2 separate regions of the Homo sapiens genome follow, and region 2 is linked to region 1. A link is a loop called in an ENCODE intact Hi-C map of the cell type or tissue named here. Cell type or tissue: heart right ventricle. All regions are shown on one strand.

Region 1 (2,500 bases):
AAAGTCATTTATAGTCATGGATTGGTGTATAATGTTCCACTCCAGACTGTGAAAGTCCATGAATTGAAGATAATATCGTAGACTGAGTCCTGAAGTCCAAGGAGTTAGGAAGTGTGATTTTTTACTTTTAGCACAGGAATCCACCTGAGATTTTCTCACTGGCCCTAGAGTCTATTTCTCTTCCCCTGTTTACCCCATTACTGAATCTCCTTTCCTAGCTATAGGTCTCCCAGCCTGACCATTTAGAAACTAGGCTCTAGGGATTCATCGGCACTGACTGAGTTTGGTTTGTTCCCAGTTGTCATTCACTTAACATACTATCTGCTCATCTCAGTGCCTAAAACATTGTGAGCCAAACCCACTCTATCACCCTAGCCAGCTGCCCATCAACCTCCTCTGAGGGTATTTTGTGGTCTCTAAGGATGCCTTTATAAGAACTTTAAATTGGGAGTAAAGCCAATATAGTGTGCACGCTATATTGTCCTGATATGAATCTGGCAGAGTTCTCCCATTAATCCCTTCCTACCATTCTCCTGACATGGTAAGAGTCTCTCTTGGTCTCTGTCCTAAAATTGTTTTACAATCATTTAACTTACACTCACATCACATCAATTTTGACATCGTAATGTGATTTGCATTGATTTGAGGCTGCCATCAGGATGAGCTCATAACTATGTCAAAACCTCCGTTGAGTAAATAAAGAACTGATTTTGAACGTGGGGAATGATGGAGGATGGAAAAATCACAGAAAGAGACCAGAAACAATACAAGCTCAGTAGGGAAATTTTAGACATCAAACATTTTTTTTTTTTTGGCACAACACACCAAAGGTCACTAGTCTCCCACATCAAATACACAGACCATTTTTTTAAACAAATCCATTTTAGTCTGAGTCTTGAAACAAGCCTAAAATATGTGATCTTGCAAAGATTTTAGGATAATTTTAATTTTGTTGTTTTTAAAAAACGAAGGAGGAACTATTCGAGATGTCAGAGGAGTGAGGGAGGGTGAATGGCCCTTCAACCCATCCAGAATGGTTGACGTTTGAATAACTGATCATGAAGAGCAAAATTCCAGAATCATATTCATTTTCGGGACTAAGATGCCACCAGAGGGGCAAAGCAGGCTCCAAAATGTGGCTTTGTGCCTGTTTTTAAAAAGCAAGCAGCCTCTTTCGTACTCAATTAAGGCTAAGTGTAGCACCCTACACTCTGCCCAAGATACAGCCTCCATGTTTATCTTGGCAACAATTCAAATGGAGGTTTGTGAGGGAGGGTTTGGCCGAAGGTGGGCGGACCCCGCATGAAAAAGTTCCTTCGCCCATATCCTCCTGTCTGAAGAAGGCGGATGGAGACGGAAGGTTTTCAGGCCGAGTTCCCGCCGACCTTAACTGGAATAACTTGCTCTCTTTCACATCTGCAGCTGTGTCCTCCTCAGGGAGTTGTCCGACTAAATGTGATTTTAAACATCTGTCAGCTACATCAGAGCTCCAAATTTAGCACTCGGAACATTATGTGGATTTGTGATGCTCGCTGGAGAACACTGGAACCGTAAACCGAGCTCACATGAGACAGGCGGGTGGTACGCGGGTTGGTAATTTCATCTATGACACATTGAATTTGGCTGCACATTTATGAATGTTATGTAAAGGGAAAGAGTGACCATTTCCTTGCAAATAGCTTTCTGAGTTGCCACAAGATCAATATCGAGAAGGGAAAGCCTTTACACTAGGAACGCTTATTGTATTCCTATCCAATCATTTGCCTGGAATTTAAAAATATTCCCCACGGGCTGGTTTTGTCTGAATTCCCTGAAACTTATTCTCCTCCCTGAGCTGCCTTTCTACTCCAGCTACAACTGTGCTCCAGTGTACCCATCCTAGAGGAAGATGAGTTCTGCGTAATTCTTGATTCCTGTTTGCCACCTTTGAAGATGTCCAGGGGCATGTGAGAATCCTCACAGGGCTGCTTTCCCTCCACTGGGTTGGCATTTCTGAAGAGATGTGCTGCCCTAGGGGGAAACTGTGAGACCAGTCCTTCCACGCAAAAACTCTCTGCTGAAGCAAATCCCTGGATGATTGGCTAGGAATTCTTAGTACACATGAAGGTTTGTAACCAATTCTATCAATTCCCAAAATCATGGTGCCCTTGAAGACAGACATGGAGAGACATAGCCCTGCAATTCAGCCTTTGTTCCTGATAAATGATTTATCGTAATATCACAGCAGACGAAAACTTGTGCATTTGCTTTACTTAGGTTGATTGGGTTAGTACAAATGCTCACAGCCTCCAACGTCTAGTTGTTCATTAAGCCTTTTCCACAGATAGAGTTAGTTTACACACCCCATATCACCCCTCTACCCCTACTCCTCCTCCCTTGCTCCCAAGGCAGCCTGTGTGTGCCTCTACTCTGATGTTAATGTGTGGTGTTATTAGGGAATGTCTTCAAATGCCTCTGTGATCTCTAAGGAGGCAGACATGCTGTTTGATTTGTCCTGTAT
Region 2 (2,500 bases), 300 kb before region 1:
AGACAGTTCTCCCAAAATAATACACAAAGGAGGGCAGAGCACATCAACACAGATAGATGATACTTTTGGAGGTGAGGGCCTGTGGAAGTCCTCTTCTGCTTGATTTGTTTTCCCAGAGAAACAAGAAGCAAGATCATCAGCTGAGATTGAAGAGGGGCTGAAGACGTTGAAGATTTGTAGAGAGAGGGGAAGTGTTCTGTGGTCATGTAGTGGGGGTGAATTGAGTAGAATATAGTAGGATAGCTAGGCAGCACTAAGACTCAATTCAAATTAGTGATCATAAGTTTAAACTGCAATCAGTCAATATTTTTCCCCTCCACGACTTGATCTTCTCTAAGCACATTACATACTTTAAATATTTGAGTGAATGAATAAATGAATCAAAAAGTTAGTTAATGCTATTTACGCTGCATACATGTAAGATTTTTTCCATTTACTATTTATATGTTTTCAATTGGAATGTTTTATACAACAAATGTTAAAATTAAGGACTTCAAATAAGAACATAGAATAACATGCCCAAGTTCAGCTTTTTTTTTTTGGATCAAACTAATTAAAATCAACAATGATTTCAACAATGATTCAGTGCCTTTTTTCTTTTGGTTGGTGATGTTGCTCATTGTGGGCGAAGTATGTAAAACTGACAACTAATTTTGAATCTTTCCATATATATTTTTATAAAAAAAGGAAACTAAAAGTAAATGGTAGTTTCTTTCAGGATGTGGTGTTCATTCTTTAGAAATTGTGAACTCTGCTTAAAACATTTATGTATCCATTTATTTTTTCAATAAATATTTTCTTAGGATCTCTTCTCTTACCAGTCACAGAAAAGACAAAACTGAATAAAGCATGATTTCTACCTTGAAGTATATTATAGGCATCTGGATGTTTTTCTAGTTTTTAGACGAGGTGGGTATATGTTTCTTTAGCGTACATAGAGGTAGACTTGAACTAATATATTTAAAGAACCAGGCTTCTATGTGGTACAATGTAGAATTAGCATTAATAAAGACGGAATGTTACGAAATTCATAAAAGAAAAAATTCAAACACATTAGTAAATTTAGTGCATTATATATAAAATCTTAATGGTAGGGTCTCTGCTCCTTTACTAGGAAGCAGTGTGCTCATGGAGACTGTGCTTTGTCATGACTACAATTGTGTACTATATAAAATCTTAATGAGAGATTACCATTAGATTCTTAAGATTGTTATACTTCTCTTTTTCAAGACCATTTGGTGGTTTTGAGAAGTTAAGAGCTTTATAAGCCTGACAGTACTTGTGATTCAACCTTCTATTGAGGCCAAGTGGGGACCTGGAACTCTCAGACTGCAGGACACACAGATGAACAGCATGTGGCAGTGTTTAAATGTTCTTCTGAAAGCCAATGCCACAGGCTTAAGACAATTTAGGGCAGTTCTCTGTGATGATTGCAAATGCATCCCAGGATTATATTTTTCTTTTATATTGCTATGTGTCATGCTTTGTTTGCCAAACAGAAAGAAAATGAATAGGCAGTTTTCTGGTGCAATTCTTAGTAAACAAATTGTCAAAATGAACTCCATCCATTGCTTAAGAAATACATAAACACAATTTAGTCACTGGATGTGTCTGTATGTAGGTTGTTCCTATGGAGAATTTTAGTTTGACCCATGTTTTTGTTTGTCTTTTTGAAAATTCTGATAGACTAAGGTTCTCTTTGTTTTCATAATAGTCCCTATTCCCCCTAAAATAGTAAGCTATCAAATTACCGAGGTTTTATTTGTATAAATGTAGTTGCACATATCTAACTTAATAAATTGTGAATTGATTTTTATCATGACTTTAAGTCATAGGTATTATTTGAATGAAAGAAAACTAAGCTGTTGGGTTATTTTTACAACGTTCATAGAGAATTTTCTTTCATGTAGATTTTTTCCATATAGCATATACAATAGAATACATTTTAAGCTATTCCCTATATATGTGTGTGTATATGTGTGTCTGTGTGTATAGTGTGTATGTATCCTCATCATAGTCCTTCACATTTTAAGATGATAGCACTCAGTGATTGAAATCTTTATATAATAATATAATTGAGGAAAAATCTGTGAACACAATTGTCATTATCAGACAATAGATTTATAAAATATTTTAATCAGTAACTGTTGTCCTTAAGCATGAATATCCTTACTACTCTTCTACCTTTTACATTTGCTGTTATCGCAAACACTTTGCTTAGAGCAAATGTGATTCCTTATTGCCCAAATGCTTATTGCATTCCAATTTATTATAATACACATACATCTGTTCAGCACTCACTGTGTTCCTGGAATTGTCCCAGAGTCTGGGCTTCCATCCTTTAATGAGACCTAGCCTAGTTCTTAAGGAGCTCACAGTGGGAAGACATGTCTGTTGCACTTATCTTCTAGTTGCTTCTGAGCTTCCCTGCTTTGTTTACAGGTTGGCTTTAGGGCAGCCTCTGCTCATTTCTTCTGCCTTTCTTACCAGTTCTGGCTCT

What was found. Peaks named below come from ENCODE experiments on the same cell type or tissue, not always from the same donor. Only the 100,000 strongest peaks of a DNase experiment are listed, where the experiment ranks them.
Region 2: a loop joins it to region 1, with 4 times the contacts of the local background. A loop is called at or near these places in 4 of 110 quality-filtered maps.

Annotation. Positions count from the first base shown.
Region 1 is chr10:88,255,357-88,257,856 of GRCh38, reverse strand. The region is part of intron 1 of LOC101929727 (a long non-coding RNA gene); the gene reads right to left. It also overlaps a transcript of RNLS not described here. Among named protein-coding and RNA genes, the nearest start is that of RNLS, 330 kb to the left of the region's middle. In heart right ventricle, no CTCF peak of the experiment used is centred here; a DNase peak (open chromatin) is centred at 1,526; H3K4me3 peaks cover 481 bases; H3K27ac peaks cover 2,500 bases.
Region 2 is chr10:88,552,216-88,554,715 of GRCh38, reverse strand. The region is part of intron 4 of RNLS (renalase, FAD dependent amine oxidase); the gene reads left to right. Among named protein-coding and RNA genes, the nearest start is that of RNLS, 30 kb to the left of the region's middle. In heart right ventricle, CTCF peaks have their summits at 1,151 and 1,352; a DNase peak (open chromatin) is centred at 1,345.